Regions from separate parts of the Homo sapiens genome. Here region 1 is linked to region 2. Evidence: read pairs that join two places in POLR2A ChIA-PET (ENCODE). Cell type or tissue: PC-3. All regions are shown on one strand. Links, peaks and the distances in the headings refer to the core of each region. The heading gives the core; the rest is flanking DNA.

Region 1 (9,199 bases), core at 2,642-6,641, 58 kb before region 2:
TTTAGTATATCCCAGAATGCCAATATGCAAAGGATAGCATATTAACTTAGACGTATGCATTCGCAGAGGAAAGAATTTCATCACTCTTGCTGCAGATGATCTACAGATAATATGAAATAGACCTTATAGGATTGTTGTTGATATGGTAAGTTGAGGCAGTCTATGTGATACTGAAACAGGAGAGGTTCCCTTGTCCCCTCCCTGGCTCACTGCTTCTTCTTCTTCTTTTTTTTTTGGGAGACGGAGTCTCGCTCAGCCACCCAGGCTGGAGTGCAGTGGTGCAATCTCGGCTCACTGCAGCCACCATCTCCAGGGTTCAAGCGATCGTGCCATCTCAGCCTCCCAGGTAGCTGTGATTACAAGCACCTGCCACCATGCCTGGCTAATTTTTGTGTTTTAGTAGAGATGGGTTTTCACCATGTTGGCCCAGCTGGTCTTGAACTCCTGACCTCAGTTGATGCACCCGCCTCGGCCTCCCAAAATGCTGGGATTACAGGTGTGAGCCACCGTACCCTGCCCACAGTATAGTTTTGAATGCTTGAAATATATTGCCTGCAGCCTCTGTTTTAAAAACCCTGAGAGGTTGTTAGAACCATTAAAAAAAAGGTGTTTTTTTTTTAAGTTAAACTTTAAATTTGAGGTAATTATAGATTTATTTGCAATTGTAAGAAATAATAGAGAGATCCCCTGTGCACTCTACCCAGCTTCCCTTATTGGTGACATCTTGCAGAACTATATAGATATTATCAGAAACTCACGCCTGTAATCCCAGCACTTTGGGAGGCTGAGGCGGGTGGATTGCCTGCGGTCAAGAGTTCGAGACCAGCCTGGCCAACATGGTGAAACCCCGTCACTATTTAAAATACAAAAAAATTAGCTGGATGTGGTGGCAGGCACCTGTAATCCCAGCTACTCGGGAGGCCGAGGAAGGAGAATCACTTGAACCTGGGAGGTGGATGTTGCAGTGAGTCAAGATTGTACCATTGCATTCCAGCCTGGGCAACAAGAGTAAAACTCTGTCTCAAAAAAAAAAAAAAAAAAATCAGAACCAGGAACTTGACATTGATATAGTCAAGGTATCAAAGAGTTCCATCACCATAAGAATTCTTGGGGTTGCCCTTTTATAGCCACACCCATCTACCTTCCTCTCCCCACAACCACCCAACTCTCCCCCTTCCCCACCATTCTTTGTTTCCCTAATTTTATTGTTTCAAGAATATTATATAAATGGAATCACACAATACGTAACCTGTTGTGATTGGCTTTTCTCATTCCTGTACAGGTCTACTGGTGATGAATTCTCTCTGTTTTGCCTGAAAATGTTTTTAATTTGCCCTCATTTTTGAAGGATATTTTTTCTGTTCATAAAATTCTGGGTTTGACAGATTTTTATTTATTTGTGTTTTTTTTTCAGTACTTGTGTTGTTCCATGTTTTCTAGCCTTCATTGTTTCTGATGAGAAGGCAGTAGTAATTTCAGTTTCTTCCCCTTGAATATAATGTGTATCCTTTCTTTCTAGCTCTTTTCAAGGTTCTCTCTTATCATTGGTTTCTAGAAGTTTGTCTGTGGTGTACTTGTGTATTATTTTATTGGCATTTATACTGCTTGGAGTCCATTGAGCTTTTTGAATCTGTAAATTTTTGTCTTTTACCAAATTTGGGAAAATTTTGATTATTAATTCTTCAAATATTGTTTTCTGCCTCATTCTTTCTATTTTCCTTCTGGAACTCCAATTATATTATGTTAGACTTGTTGCCCCACACATCTCTGAGGTCCTCTCTCCTGCTGCCCTTTTCTTTTTTAATTTATACATTTTATTGTGTAGAGATGGGGTCTTGCTGTGTTACCTAGGCTGGTCTTGAACTCCTGGCCTCAAGCAGTCCTCTCAACCTTGGCCTCCCAAAGTGCTGAGGTTATAAGTGTGAGCTACCACGCCCAGCCAGCTCTTTCTTTTCCTAATCCTTTTTTCTGTCTGTATTTCTGATTGGATAATTTTTGTTGTTCATTTTTCAAGGTCAGTATCTCTCCTGTCATTTCCAATCTGCTTTTAAGCCAGCCCACTGCATTGTAATGTCTGTTCTCTGTTGAGATCTGTTTTTTTTTTTTTTTTTTTTGAGACGGAGTCTTGCTCTGTTGCCCAGGGTGGAGTGCAGTGGCACGATCTTGGCTTACTGAAATCTCCACCTCAACCTCAAGAGATTCTTCTGCCTCAGCCTCCCCAGTAACTGGGACTACAGGCACACGCCACCACACCCGCCTGATTTTTATATTTTTAGTAGAGACGGGGTTTCACCATATTGGCCAGGCTTGTCTCGAACTCCTGACCTCGTGATCTTCCCGCCTCGGCCTCCCAAAGTCCTGGGATTACAGGAGTGAGCCACCATGTCTGGCCTGAGATCTATTTTTTCATTCATTATGATCATAGCTGCTTTAAAATTCTTGTTTGCTAATTCCAGTATTTGAGTAAACTCAGGGTTGGTTTCTGTTGATTGACTCTTCTCTTGAGAATGGGTCATATTTTCCTGTTTCTTTATATGCTGAGCAGTTCTGGATTGTAAAGAACTAGATTCTGTTACCTCCCTCCAGAGAGCATTCTTTTTTTATTTTATTATTATTATTGTTATTATTTTTAAGTTAACTGTTTCCCTGTAGTGGGTGGCAACTTAAATTTCAGTTCAGTTCTTTTACCCTTAACTTGGCTGCTTGGGGTCTTCTCCATGCATGCGTGTTTCAGGGATCAGCCAGGTTTGTAGGCAGAGTTTGTACACAGATTTTTGGGTCTTCCCTTCTGTGGTTCTCTCTGGAATCTCCCTCTTTCACTTCCCAGCTGCTGTGGTTTGCCTTAAAATTTGCCCTCTGGTTTCTTAAGCTAGTAAGATTATGAGTTTTTGAGTTTTACCCACCTCTTATGACAGACAGGTACTTGCCTGACTGGAAGCCATAAAAAAGGGAAACTCACCCAGTATCATTACCTTCTTTGAAGTGCTGACCTTCTTCCCTACTTGAGAATCTTCTTGCTTTTTAATTCTCCAGACAAGCTCATACTTGTCTGCAGGAAAGTTGGTCTGAAGGGAGCTACTCTGCCATGACTGGAAGCAGAATCTGTATGAACTAGACATAAAATATTCTGTTGATAAAATCAATTTTTTCCCATTGTAGTTTCACAGATCTTTATATTATCCTCCCTATCACCTTCAAGAGGCCAGATATAAAAATGTCTTTAAACTGGGTGTGGTGGAGCATGCCTGTAAGGGAGGCTGAAGTCAGAGGATTGCGTAAGCCCAGGAATTTGAGAGCAACCTGGGCAACCTAGCTAGACCCTGACTCTACAAAAAAATTTAAACAATTAGCTGGGCGTGGTGGTCCTAGCTACTCTGGAGGCTGAGGTGGGAGGATAGCCTGAGCTCAGGAGGTTGAGGCTGCAGTGAGCCGTGATTGTGCCACTGCACCCCAGCCTGGGCAACAGAGTGTGACCTTATCTCAAAACAACAACAACAACAAATGTCGATTTATTTCTGGCTTGGTCAAAACAGAACAGATAAAAAACCTATTAGAAGTTCTTGTAAGGCATGTATGCTTTAAAAAAAAGTCTGTTATGATTGATTTGAACTGTACTTCCTTGGAAGCAGATTCACAAAGATAGACTCACACATAGTTGACTAATTTTGAAATTGTTCTTGGAAATGGGCTTTAGATCTTATATCTGGATCTGCTGATGTTTGTATAATCTATATGTGTTGAACAAATAATTAGTCGTTGTTTCTAGGACAATAGGACAGTCATGTTGGTGATGTCATATTCCTAATATTGTTTGAATTTCCAAGGGTCTAAATAATTGAGAATTTAAGGTACCTGTGATACACAGGTTTCAGGAGGTGGGCCTATGTAGGTGTTTCTGAGGATTAAGTTTTCCTACTGTTTCTTCTCTTTTTTTTTTGAGATGGAGTCTTGCTGTGTCACCCAAGCTGGAGTATAATGGTGTGATCTCAGCTCACTGCAACCTCCATCCCCCGGGTTCAAGTGATTCTCCTGCCTCAGCCTCCCAGTTAGCTGGGATTACAGGTGTCCGCCACTACGCCTGGCTAATTTTTGTATTTTTTAGTAGAGATGGGGTTTCACCATGTTGGCCAGGCTGGTTTGTAACTCCTGACCTCAAGTGATCCACCCACCTTAGCCTCCCAAAGTGCTGGGATTACAGGTATGAGCCACCGTGCCCAGCCCCTTACTGTTTATTCTTAAAACTCAGCCCTAAGTAAATGATGAGTGAATCATTTCACTAAAAAAAATCTTAGGTTTGTGAATCCCCTTCTCTTACCTTTTCTGGCACTCTTTGTAGAGCGGCTGAAATGAGAATATGATTTGTTTTCAGGGCCCTCATACTTCTTTATACATCTCCTTTCCCCTTATGGAGAAAATACTTTGCTCTTGCTACTGGTCCAGTCTAATTCACAGAAGGACATTTGTCTAACTTTGGCACCCCGTATAGTCCTTTATTTAGAACCAGACTCTTTAACAAGACTTCTTCCCTTAGCTAATTTAAAGAAGGGGCAGATGTGGAGAGGTGGTGGTGGGGACAGAGGCTCTAACAATCACTTCTCCAGTGATTCATAGCCTTTCTCTCCCTTTTGACCACACTTCAGATCAGCTGGTCATGCTCACCTTTGGCTCCATTCTTCATCTCACTTTTAAAAAGTTCTCCCCTTAATCACTCAGCTTTCCTATCTTCTCACACATGCATGTCATGTCTTAGGGAGCTCCTTACAGCCATTTTAGATGAGATCAGGCGCATTTAGGGTGGTTATGGCCATAGACGCCTAGAGCCATTTTAGGAAGGCGTCTTTCCTTTACAGAGAACGGTGATAGTTGTCCTGATTCCTCTCTCTGTTGTGATATTTCGTGGTTTTTACTGAGGGGATTTTCTGGCTAGTTAGGAAGAAATGAACAAACTGATAACTGAAAGTGAAGAAGCTTAGGAGGAAGAAACAGTTATCTTCTTTCAGACATGAATGCAGTTTAAAAATACATCCCAAGAATTTCAGACTGTAGACGAGATCATTATGTCAGCGGCTTGCTGCTTAATTACTTTGTACAGTAAGTGCAGGCTTACCATGGGTGGGCTCTGCAGGTGTTACAGAAAGCTCTGAGCCTAGCTCTACATAAGCTGTAGGCCTTGTTGCTGCAGCTATTACCAGCTGCCTGCTGATTTTTGCCAGTCTTTAGTGAAGATTACCAAATGTATTTTGAGGGACGAAATTTACTCAAAAAGAAAGTTTCAGAAGAATTTGTTTGGAAGAAGGATCAGGAAATAAGAGGAATGAAATTGTGGCACTTGCTTTTAATAACAGAAAGAAGGTTGGGTCCTATCAGAATTTGAAAATTGTGAATAAGTGAGCTGCTGCTTCTGATGATGGACAAAACCTCAGAGAAAATAGAGGAGAGATTGTAGTTATAAAAGCAGTAACTTTCTGACTGGAATTATTATTAGTTTCTGGAACAGGTGCCTTAGAGTTATTATAAACTTTTCTCTTTTAGAAACTTTTGAGGTGCCTTTGGGATTGATTTAGGGTAAAGGATTTTCTGACTTAGGTGCATCTCATCCTGTGATAGTGAAGAATGCATTTTCCTTAATAACCACAAGTCCCTTTAGGTTCCAGACCAACTTAGAAAAACTACATTTGTAACAGAATTTATTCTGTCAACTAGCACACGCAAACAGGACCCTGTGCAAGTGTACTCTGAATGGTTAGGCCACGTAGGTGAAAGATCTGGAGCCTCCCAGATAATAGCCTTCCTGTGAAATGGTTATTTGTATGTGTATGTTCTTTTTCCTGTATATTTGACACTGAGATCATTGAGGGTATGTGCTTTGTCTGGTTCATCTCTATTCCTCACAATATCTAAGTCCCTTGATTACTCAGTAAACAGGTATAGATTTCACTTGAATTGTCCTTGATTATGTTCCCCCGACACCTGAGATTTGTTTGTTTGAACTGTTTATATGCATTTAATTTGTCCCACACTCCCTAATTCCTTAGGAAAAGCAATATTTGGGATAGTATACTTTTAGATAAAGCACTAGTGACTTTATAGTAATTTGGTATCAGTTGAGCTCTTCGTTCTACTATACCGTATTATAATGTTTTTCAAACTGAATTATGATAATTAGTAGGTCTGCAGTCAGCATTTTTTGTTTTAATGATATAGAGTAGGAAATATGAGAGGACATTATATATATAGTAAAGGTAAGTATTGTTTTGTGAAATTTTTGCTTTAGGTAAATTTATGTATACACATACATGTATGTGTTTATTGTTTCATAATGTAAAATGTAATTTGTACTGGAATAATGGTCAAAAAAGTTTGAATAACACTGCTTTATTGTAATACTCTGTTATTTCATTTATCATATAGCATTATGCCAGTACATACAGGCTTCTAAAGCCAGGGATGGTGCCAGCCCTTTCATTTCAAGTACGACTGAAGGTAAAAACAAAACAAAATTGAGAACACCCAAAGCTTTCTAATGGTTCTTACATATATCTCTCCAGTGGCATTTTGTAACCTTTGACCTTCTAACTTTCTTGTGCCTTTTTTGACCACTAGATTTTTCAGATTTGTATCCCTCTAGGTGGTGGGTTCTTTGGTTCTTTCTCTCTTCACTTTAATGTTGTTATTTCAATATACTTTAGTGTTTTTAGGAGGGGGAATGGGAAAACAAAGGACAATTCCAGAAATTTCAAGTAATTCTGAATTGACAGAATATCTCATTAGATTTACCCTGAAATCTGCTTCGTTAATGTTCTTACATCTTTTCATTTCTTTGTATTTTTCCCAGAGATCATTGAAATGCATAGTTTATTCTGAATTTTAGGTAAAATATGCTTCTGTGATGTTTTTAGTTGACTTTAAGCAAATTAAATGTGGCTTTCAGGGAAAAAAAAAAGATAGATACAATCCTTGTCATTCCTTGTGCTTTCTCACTCTCTCCCATGAAAATTAACCATTGGGTTTGAGTAGTAATTTCATTTTGAAGAAGAACTGACAGCTAGTGATGTCTGACATTAACCATGCTATACTTTTTCAGCTTCTTTACTGACCTAATAACTTTAATGCCTTTCCTATTTTTATTCTTAGATGGTTGGCATACTAACCCCCTTGCCTTCATTTCTGTACCTTGCTGGACTACCAAGCTCAGACATTTATAACCCTGTGACTTAAAGGGATTTTGTAGAAATGATTTACTTCATTCTTTTTCTTACAGGAGAAAATTTTGAGCAGACACCATTGAGAAGAACATTCAAATCTAAGGTCCTTGCACGATATCCTGAGAACGTAGAATGGAATCCCTTTGACCAAGATGCAGTAGGAATGGTTGGTATTTGTTAGCCACAAGTATGAGATAATTTACAGAGTAATTTATAATAGGATTGTGAGTTCAGGCTGTGGTAGCAGTGGTGCCACCAAATACCAATAACTTTTGAAGAAAGGATTATAATGCATATTGTTTATTATTCTGCATTTTGGTCAAAATACCAAATATTCAGAATATATTAAATATGCTAAAAGTTATAATGTGTTTCTGTTGTGTCAGAGAAATACATAGTATTGTGTCAGTGAACTTATTTTGTGGTCCTGATCTGTTGATTATTTATTGCATTGAGATTATATGATGAGTCAATTTTAAACTTCACTAGTTTAAAATTGTTTTCTTTCATTCTGCACTGTATATATCTAAGTAATATGACAGAAGTGGGTATTTTTGTTTCATCATAATTTTATTTTCATTTTTTTGTTTCATCATAATTTTAGATAGGACAGCATTTAAAAATCTCATGTGGAAGAATATACCACTAGAGTAAGCTAACCTTTATTGAATATTCACCTTGTGCTAGGCACTCTAATAAGCATTTTATATGAATTAACTTATTTAATCCTTACAGTACTCTTTACATGGGTAGTATTAAATAAACACATACACACGTACATATTTTACAGATGAAGAAATTAAGATCCAAAGAGGTTAGGTAATGTATTCAAGCTCGCATGGCCAATAAGTAGTTGAGTTGGAGTTTGAGCACTGTAGTCTGGTTCCAGACCTCTGCTCTTAACCTTATCTTTGTACTGCCTCTATTACATTTGATTTTGAGACAGGGTCTCATTCTGTCACCCAGGCTGTTGGAGAGCAGTGGTGTGATCTTGCCTCACTGCAGCCTCATCCTCCTGAGCTCAAGTGATCCTCCCACCTCAGCCACCCGAGTAGCTGGGACTACTGGTGCACGACACTATGCCTGGCTACTTTTTGGATTTTTTTTTTATAGAAGCAGTGTTTTGCTCTGTTGTCCAGGCTGTTCTCAAATTCCTGGGCTCAAACAGTCCGCCTACCTTGACCTCCCAAAGTGCTGCGACTATAGGCGTGAGCCACTGCACCTGGCCTTCTATTACATTTTTAATAGCATTCTGTAGTTTTTAGAGGATGGTCTTGTTTGATGCATACAAAAACCCTGTGAAGTAGGGAGAGGAAACTATATTATTATTTCACAGATGAAGAAACTGTCTTTGAGAGCCTCAAGTTTTTTGACTCCTAGTCTAGCGTTTATTTCATTTTAACATGCTATGTTCTAGAAATACCTAGCCTTTGGGAAGTCAAGTTTAAGGCTAATAGATATAATATAATATAGGTCCTTGTATTTGTTAACCCAGGATATCATATTTTATTTGTATAGCCAGGTTCATGTAAAACTGGAAAATGGGAACTGATTGATTCAGGTCAGTTCGTTTAACTATCCAAGTTTCTTTATATAACCCCTCTGAATTAGAGTGAAAACAGTACATCTTTATCCTGATTATGTCATCTCCTTGGTTTATATGAAATGAGCATACTTTTTGATGTGAAAAGAAGTTTTACTAATGACAGAATTTTGTGAGGTGATAGTCCAATACTATTTACAAGTTTGTTTTATTTTTAGGTATAAAGTTGCATGTATCTGGTTTTTAGATATATTTCTAGCATCATCTCCTAATATACATATCTTACTCTCTGTCATGCTGTCATGCTTAACCACCTACCATTTCCTAAATTTTCCAAGTTTTCTTTTATCTCCATGTCTTTGTGCATTTTCTTCTTGTCCCCAAAATACCCTTCTATCCCTTGTGTACTTGATGAACTCTAACATTACCTTTTTTTGGTGACAGTCTTGCT
Region 2 (9,199 bases), core at 1,938-5,937:
CAATCTCTGCCTCCTGGGTTCAAGCAGTTCTCCTGCCTCAGCCTCCTGAGTAGCTGGGATTACAGGTGCCTGTCACCATGCGCGCCTAATTTTTGTATTTTAGTAGAGATGGGGTTTCCTCCTGTTGGCCAGGTTGGTCTCGAACTCCTGACTTCAGGTGGTCCACCCACCTCGGCCTCCCAAAGTGCTGGGGTTACAGATGTGAGCCACTGCGCCCAGTCAACCTTCTTTTTTTTTTTAAGTTTTTTAAATTAAAATTTTTTTTTCTTTTTGGCTCCCAACAGGAAACAATAGACCTTCTTAGAAGCAGTTAGTATAGGATTTGTAAGTCTCATTAATGTTGTTAGACATTTTTTTTTTCAAATATTTGTTATTTGGATGAATAAAACCTGGTATTTTCTAATTTTAGTTTTTATATATTTTAAAAATTGTCTTTGAAGTTGTTGGGTTTTAAGTTTATGAATTTTGTAGGAAGTACAAACATACAGCAAGCTTATTTTGACAGCTTGCTGATCTATAGCGAGGGTTTCCTACCATTCAGATGTTTGTTTTTTTTTTTCCCCAGAGTAGATCAAGTTTGTGAATAGAAACAAAATAGACCCTCAGTATTCTCATGGGGTATATCTTAAGACCTTAAATCTTCACATTAATTCCATAGCACAAAATTTTCCTCAGAAAGTATAACTTAAAAAGTTAAATGATCTTTTCAGAAGCATCTCGTGTAGCATAGTTATTAAGAGCAATGGTTTTGACATTAGATAGACTTAAGCTTGAATCCCAACACTCTGCTTACTAACGGTGTGACCTCTTACAAGTTAACTTAACCTTTCCGATCCTCAATTTCTTCTTCTCTACAGAAAATAGGGATAGAGATATCTACCTTATTAGACTGTTGGGAGCATTAATTAAAATATTGTATTTTGAACATCTGACATAGTGCTTAGTTCATAGTAAGCCTCAAGACCTGGTAGCTTCTATCATTATTATAGAACCAAAGTCATTTATAAAATTATTGTAATCTTACTAAAACAAACATACCACCTTTATATTATTTTATTATCTGCATGGGAACATTTACCATGAATCTGAAATAAAGTTATCACTTAACAAGGGTTATGATGTACTGAACGATGATTAGAAAGAGACAAAGCAGTTGCTGGGTGACCAGCTGGGCTCACTCATTACCCAGGTGAATTACTCCCTCACATCAGGCTTGCAAATACTATTCAGGTTTGTGCCTTGGCAAAATGACAAATTGCTACATATCTCAAATGGTTTAAAGTGCAGTTCTTACCTTTCCAAACGCCAAGGTTCTATTATATTGACTGTAGTTTATTTCAGCCATGCAGTTAAGTACCAGCCTACCTTTCTGCACATTTCTTCAACTATACCTTCAATAGTAAATCCTTGTTATAGTGATGACTTACTCTCCCTGGCCTGCACTAACAACTTATAAGGTAGCCAAAGATACCACAGTTTCCCCCACTTAACAGAGAAGGAAACTGACATTCAGAGAAGTTCACCAAACTGCTTTGCCTAGTTCACCAAGTAGCAAAATCAGGACTAGAACAATATTTAAAGGAATAACTTTAAATATTTTAGGAAATTCAGGAGCTAAGATGGAAGCTTATAGGCTGGATATCCACTCCTCTGTGCAAAAGCCATCAAGCTGACATAAAACCAGCAGACCATTTAGAGGATGATAGGTCATTTGCTTCTTTTTTTTTTTTTTTTTTTTTTTTTTGAGAGGGAGCCTCATTCTGTCACCCAGGCTGGAGTGCAGCGGCATGATCCTGGCTCACTGCAACCTCTGCCCCCCAGGTTCAACTCCCTCCACCTCCCAGGTTCGGTTCGAGTGATCCTCTTGCCTCAGCCTCCCGAGTAGCTGGGACAGCAGGCGTGTGCCACCACTCCCGGCTAATTTTTGTATTTTTAGTAAGGGTTTTGCTGTGTTGGCTAGGCTGGTCCCGAACTTCTGACCTCAAGTGATCCGCCCGCCTTGGCCTCCCAGTGTTGGGGTTGGGATTACAGGTGTGAGACACTGTGCCTGGCCTGCTTTTTTCTTTCTTTCTTTTTTGTTTTTTTTTTTTTGAGACGGCGTCTCACCCTGTCGCCCAGGCTGGAGTGCAATGGTGCGATCTAGGCTCACTGCAACCTCTGCCTCCCGGGTTCAAGTGATTCTCCTGCCTCCTGAGTAGCTGGGATTATAGCCATGCACCACCACATCCTGCTAATTTGTGTATTTTTAGTAGAGACAGGGTTTCACCATGTTGGCCAGGCTGGAATCGAACTCCTGACCTCAAGTGATCTGCCCGCCTCGGCTTCCTGAAGTGTTGGGATTACAGGTGTGAGCCACCGTGCCCAGCTGCTTTTTTCTTTCTTATCCACTGGTCCCTTACCAGGCTCTCTTTCCCATCTCCTTTCTATTCCCAGTAGGGGACCCTTTCCTTTTTCTGTTACCTTCCATTGTTTATATTTCTTCTGGATTTTAGTAAATTGATATATTTGCATACACTGTGTCCTGGATGTACATTGAAACAAGAAACAGTACATATATTTTTTTAGCAAAAGCTTCTATCTGTATGTTGAAAGCCTTGACCCCTGAAATCTAAACTGATAGGTGTTTCTCCCTTGCATTGGTTCCAGGGGAAATCAGCCTTATGGTCCCACCTGTTACATTATCAGGACAACCGGCAGAGAAAACTCACATCAGGAAGCCTCAGTACCTCAGGTAAGATAGTCTCTGCAATGGAGAGTCTGCCCTCTCTCCACTTTTCCATCACCCACTGGCGTGATCACTTTGAAGCAAACTATTCCAGGTCGAAGAAGCTTTTGCTCTGGAATGTTTTCTCTTTTAAATATGGAGCCACCAGACTCTCTGAACCACAGAGCATACCAAAACCATGGCATTTGCTTTCATTATGTATTTCTATACCCTTTTTATCGGCAAGATAGAAAATTTATTTGGGCAAGAGGCCAGTCTCAGAATGAATATGGGTTTTACTGTGGTACTGGTGTCCTGGGTTTGGAGCAGGCTGTTTTCAGAGTCTTTTGTTTTATTTCTCTGACATGGGCATTATGATTATCTATCCCGTTAGTCAAGAGAGCTGTTGGTCAGTGTCCTTCCTTGGACCTCCTCAAAGTCAAGTCCTGGTGTGAATGATCCCTTATACTTCCTTTCTGTTTCTAACCTAATAAAAATGTCAGAGTTTGTGGCAACTCCAGAGGTCATCTAGTCCAGGCCCTTTATTTTACAAGAGGAGGAAACGAGTCTGGAGAGGAATTGAATTTACTTAAGATCACAAAGTGAGCTCATGGAAGAGGCCAAACAAGAGCCAGTCATCTTATCTCCTGCTCTGATGTTTAGACCATCCTACAGTGTCCTTTCCAGGCTAGTCTCCCTGCTTCTTTTACTTCTTGGGTGCATCTCCCCTTCACATCATCCTTTGTTCTCCACTCTGCCAGACATTTGTTTACCTTTCTTGGATGTTTTTATCTTAATGGTAAAGGTGAGTTAAATGGGGTAAAAAGATGGGCATGAACTCGTTGCCCTTGAACTAGTTGACCTTAACTAGCACTGAACCTGGGGAGATAATTGGCTGAAAACTAGAGACAAGAGTTCTCCAGGTAGGCTTATGAGGAATTTTTTTGGCCCGCTTTCTGGATGTGTAAAAGCAGGTTCTTATTAAGAATGCTATAGAAGTCATTGCTGAGGAATAAACTGTAGCCAAAAATTCTCAACAGCTTGATGATGAAAATACTAAGTTTTAAACATTAGGCCAGACATGAGGATATAAAGGTATTATATCTTCTCTTCTCCTAGAGGTCCTATCATTCTGGAACAGAACCAGAACATTCTTGTTCTTTATATATTCTCTTGGGCTTTTGTAGGCTGCTGTGAAGCCAGAACAGGATGTGAGTAGTGGCTCCAAGTGGAAGCACTGCTTCTGTGGATCATGGTGAGAGCATGATAGACTAGGAGCCAGGAGGTCTGTGTTCCAGTACTGACTTTGCTGCTTGGTGACATAGGCAAAGCAGCTAACCTCTCTGAATGTCATTTTCCTTCTCTGTTAAGTGGGGGAAATTGTGATATCTTTTTTGGCTACCTTATAAATTGTTAGAGAATTAAATGAGATAATATCCATAAAAATGTAAAATTCGGTCTCTAGTAGGAATTTCATAAATATTTATGAAACAATCAATTAAAGTGTTACCAGTGTAACCACCTGTTTCCCATAGCAATTTGTGATTTAAGGTAAGGGAAGGGCAGTCAGCTATTTGGATATTCAGATCTCTTTGGACATGACCAACTTGTTTATTCTAGGAATACTTCTTGATTCAGAACGTAGGAAGTCTGATGCCAGCTCACTCATGCCTCCCCTGAGGATCTCCCTGATTCAGGATATGAGGTCAGTATGGGCTCACATGTAATAAGCCACTAAAATCCTGTTTTCAGTTGCTGCTTAGGTGTCCACTTTTAGTAACAAGGTCTCAGTGGCTGCTACAGCATCTCAGCTAACATGGAAGCCCTCCTAATCACAAAGCCTTGTGTTTCATAATACATTTGTAAAGCTGTACAAACCGTTGGGTTTCCTGGCATTTTTGGAGGTGAGGGAGCATAGGAGAGTATCTCAGGCCCTAAGGGCTCAGAGTTAGCCTGGCTTTTTAAGGGCTGTACTGTCTTTTTTCCTCCCAAAATATGGTGAGCCTATCTGGTAAAGCTACATGGAAGCCCAGTATTTGGAGAATATAGAGATAGGCTCTCCCAGGGTGAGATAAGTCTGTCTCAGCAGGTCTCCTTTGGCTTTACAGGTAAGTTATTGGCAGTGAGTTCATCTCCCATCCCACCCTCCACTTCCTTTTTACATTCTTCCTCCAGGCACATCCAGAACATCGGGGAAATCAAGACTGATGTGGGAAAGGCCAGAGCATGGGTGCGACTGTCCATGGAAAAAAAGTTACTTTCCAGACACCTGAAGCAGCTCCTCTCAGACCATGAGCTCACCAAGTAAGGCTGCTCCGCCAGGAGTAGAAGCAGGCTCCCAGGAATGGAGGGAAGAGATTGGAAACTTGTGTGGGAAGGGGGAGTATTCAGTGTGACATTGCTGCTGCATTCAGCTAACCTCTTTGCTTATGAAGGTTTTGCAGTATTTCCTCTTCTCCCTTTTTATCAGTAGAAGAATACTTCCGCTATATTGGTTCTCCCTGTCTTCTCAACCTGCATGCCCAAAACTAGCTTTCTTGGAGAGGTAGTGGGAAGGATGAGGTCTTCCTCTCCTTCCTGTATTCAGGTGACATGTATACCTCTTGGACATAAGGCGTTTCCTTTGTCTCTTTCCTGTTCTGGGGAGCAAAGGATTGGAGAATTAAAAGGAAACTTCTGAGATGTCCTCTTCTCTCTCTTGTTCAACACATCATACCCCTCACCCCTCTCGGGATGTCTGTAGCCTTTTCTTGTCTGTACTTCTGCATGACCCTAGTCCCTGTCCACACTCTACCTGGTAAACTTCTTCAGGGCTCAGTTTTCTTTCCCAGAGTTTTCCTGGACTCCCCAGAAACGTGGTTCATCCCTCTTCCAGGCATGCATAACATTTGTTAGAATATTTGTTCATCCCCTTTTCACCATGATGTGTTGTATTATCATTGTCTATTTGCTTGCTACTTACTGAAGTTTGCTTTCATTGAAGGCATAAACCTGTCCCTTTCCCAAGGCTGAGCATGTTGCTTGGCATCCACTAGGGATTCAGCCAGCCCACATAAAAGGTATGCTTAGCTGCACAGACAGGAGGTGGACAGTCTATGAAGAGTATATCTTGATAGAATGTCCCTCAGTCTCTGGGATTTCCAGCTAGCCCCCAAGACTGTTTGTAGCTTGGAGATGGGATAAGGTGGAGGCAGGGTTGTATATTCATGGGGGCTGTGTATTCATGGGACCCACTGAATTCTAAATTCCAAAGGAAGAAATGAGTTAGCTCCCATATAGGGAGCCTAAACTCTTTCTCCTTAACTTGTCTGCAGTGACTAATACCATGTAGTGCCCCCTTTACCTTGAAACTCACTTTATGTGGCTGCCATGACCTTATACCATCTTGTTCTCTTTCTCCGCTTACTCTTTGCACAGTGTTGGCTTTCACCATCTTCAATTCTTTGCATGCACACAGTTTCTTTGTTGCTTTCTCGCTTGCTCTCTTACTTGGTGATCTCACCCAATTCTCATGACTTCTCTCACCTCTAAGCAGGAGATGCCCACATCTGAAGTTCTAGCCCTGACATGTCTTTTAAACTCCACTCCTGCATTTATTTCCATTCTGATATTCTATCTTTAGCTCAGAGAGAACAAAAGCAAGCTTCACAGAGTCTTCACCATAACTACTTTACTCTCAGATTTTTTGTTAATGTCACCACTGTGCTCTCTGAAAAGCTTACCCCCACTTCTTCTCCGTACCTACACTGAAAATTTGGAGTCAGTTTTGACTCCTTGCTTTGCTTTATCTCCCACATACAGGTTTCAGGTTCTTCACCTCTGTCCCACCTGTCTCCTTACCATTTTTACTGCACAGACTTAGTTTAATCCTCATTTCCCTTTCACTTCTCACCTGCACTAAATTTAAATTTCCTGAAGTTGGTCATGGCTGTCTCTTTTTCTAGGGCAAATTGCAGAAACCCCTTACTTACTGGGCAGATTGCAAACTCCTTAGTTTAAAATTTTAGGACCTTCCTTCATTTGAATAGCCTTTTTTTTTTTTCATTTGACACCTTTGGTACAGTAGCTTAACTTCTTAGTCTCATTGCTAACTGATCACTTCCCTGAACCCTCAACTCCAGCCAAACTGGTTTCCAAACCTGTCTGTACAACAGTTGTCTAAATTTCTGCTGCCCTTCAGGTCCCTCTTGTTCTAGAAGGCCTTCCAGGACCACTGAAGCGTATGGCTCTTTAAATTCCCAGAAACAGCCTTTTGTTTGATTATTCATTGTGAGCAGTCCTATACCATGGCCTTTACCTGATTTATTCACTTAGACTGCATTTGAGGATAGGCGCTTTCCTCTCCAGCACCTGGACATAACAGGCCTGGGTTGATAAATTATCTGTTGAAAGTGCCTTGTAAACCTGGCTAGGTAGAACCTCACAGTTCTGAATTCTGTACCCGTCTGGCCATGGTGATTGCAGCTTGGACAACCAGGACAGTTGTCTTCTTTTGTTCTTTGTGTTGAAGGCCTGTACATTTGGCTCTGGGTGTCTCCTCTATTTGGGGGAAGATATCATTGCTTTGAAGCTGCGGAGGGCCTGGAATGTCAGGCAAAGGAGTTGACCTCTGATGAATAGGCAGTGAAAATGAAGGGAGAAAGTTTGAAAAAAGGGGAAGGATATGATCTGCATGGCTCTTCCTTGCCTGTGACCTGGATCAGAGGCGGGAGCAGAAGCCTGCCCTTTCTCGCCTCTGAATCTGTCCTAGGCTTATACCCCCATTCAGAGCAGTGTTCTGACTTGTGGCTCTCAGATCTACTCAGGGTTCGAAACTAGGCCTGGTGATGAATGGTGACCACAGACCTTCATCCACTGCCACTCACACACCATACACTAGCTGACAGCCTAGCTAGAAGCCTGAGAAGACCTGTGTCATCCTTGATGGAATTTCATTCCAGCCCTCAGTTTAGAAAAGGAGATTTCATGACTTCTGACACTTGATATTATAGTAACATCAACATACCTTGGACACAGGCAGTATTTGATTTTTGTTGTTCCTGCTGTAGCTTAAACCGTTGTCCCTCTGTCCCTTAGTTAGAGTAGCTAGCTTTGTTCCTTTATAGGGTGAACCTAAGGAACTTGAAGCTTGACATCTTATGCTTCCCTTAGCTGTCTCCTTCCAGAACTGAAAATTCTAGTTTCTTTCCCTTCCTTTTGGTCGGAGACTGATGTATTACCTCCTCTCCAACAGAAAGTTATATAAGCGCTATGCCTTCCTGCGCTGTGATGACGAGAAGGAGCAGTTCCTCTATCACCTCCTGTCTTTCAATGCCGTCGATTACTTTTGCTTCACCAATGTCTTCACAACTATCCGTGAGTAGCCCTGTGCTCCCAGCTGGCCTTCTCAAGGCAGTCTTTATGAACCTGCCTGAGACTCACTCATTGTCCCCTTTTTAAAGAAAGAAGATTATCCCTTGTACTTTCTATTTGTCTTTTGCCTCTGTGGGGAGAGAGGTGCACTTGCCCTCCTTGGAGGCTGTGTTTTCTCTGAAGTTTCTCATTCTTGTTCTGAACTGGAGAGCTCAGTCTTTTTTGCCATTGTGTTGTCGGTGTTGTCCTAGGCACTGCTCTGGGAGCCTAAGCTGATGAAGGTGGAGTGGAGTCAGTTGAGCTGATGCAGTTTACCTCCCTCCCTGCATACCCACAAAGAATCTCCCTTTTGTTTTCGCCTGAGAGGCTCACTTGGCATCACAGAATGTTTCAAACCAGGCTGAAGGGAAAAAGAGCTCTTTTCTGAGGTAGCAGAAAGAACTCCAGATACCAGTGGGAGATTTCATTCTGGGCTCAGCTTTGGCTAACTCATTATGTGTCTGTGAGCAGAGTCTATCCTGCTGTGAGTCCCAGTCTCTCTATTTACAGAAGAGGGAAGAGGGTTCAATATGGTCTAATTCCCTTTGAGCCTCTTCTTTCCCTGATGCCAGGATTCTCTACTGGGTGGAGGGTAGTCTCTGAGTTTGCCACATGGCTAGTTCTTTGGCCAGTTACTCAGCAGCATGGACTCTTGTTTCTGTCTGATGCTGCATCTTCCCTTTTAGAGACTAGGGCTGTGGGCTTAATAGAAGTAGCCCTGGACTGGAATTTAGAAGACCCGAGGCAAACTTTCTTTCTCTGTGCCTTGGAAAAAGGATTGCAATACTTCCTCTCCAAAGATTATGATTGTTATTAGGGTTCATGAGATGATAGATTGAAGAGTGCTCTAAAAAGCAGTTCAGTACAATGTTAGGAGTTGGGGATATTGTTTAACGAACAGGTTCATTTAGTTCTGAGCCTACAGATAGGCTTGGATCTTTGATGTTTGGGTGGTAAGCCTGAGAGGAGTGAAATTGAGGAGGGGCCATGGGGTAGCTGGCTAATATTCTACATTAGCCAGGGACTAGGTCCTGGGGCCCTCTTGTTCCAGGGCTCTGCTTGAGCTGAGATAGCAGGAGCCACAGTTGTGCCAGCCTTCCTGGA

The links. ChIA-PET counts read pairs that join two places held together with the same protein. Peaks named below come from ENCODE experiments on the same cell type or tissue, not always from the same donor. Only the 100,000 strongest peaks of a DNase experiment are listed, where the experiment ranks them.
Region 1: POLR2A ChIA-PET joins it to region 2 with 5 read pairs; 3 of 35 experiments call an interaction of 5 or more read pairs at or near these places.

What each region holds. Positions count from the first base shown.
Region 1 is chr11:9,204,845-9,214,043 of GRCh38, reverse strand. DENND5A (DENN domain containing 5A) reads left to right here. Exons shown (of 23, transcript NM_015213.4): 2 at 6,412-6,483; 3 at 7,262-7,371. Among named protein-coding and RNA genes, the nearest start is that of DENND5A, 56 kb to the left of the region's middle. In PC-3, for the core only: no CTCF peak of the experiment used is centred there; no DNase peak of the experiment used is centred there; H3K27ac peaks cover 349 bases.
Region 2 is chr11:9,145,890-9,155,088 of GRCh38, reverse strand. It overlaps DENND5A (DENN domain containing 5A), which reads left to right. Exons shown (of 23, transcript NM_015213.4): 13 at 2,647-2,731; 14 at 4,325-4,409; 15 at 4,880-5,008; 16 at 7,938-8,059. Among named protein-coding and RNA genes, the nearest start is that of SCUBE2, 59 kb to the right of the region's middle. In PC-3, for the core only: no CTCF peak of the experiment used is centred there; a DNase peak (open chromatin) is centred at 4,388; H3K27ac peaks cover 1,332 bases.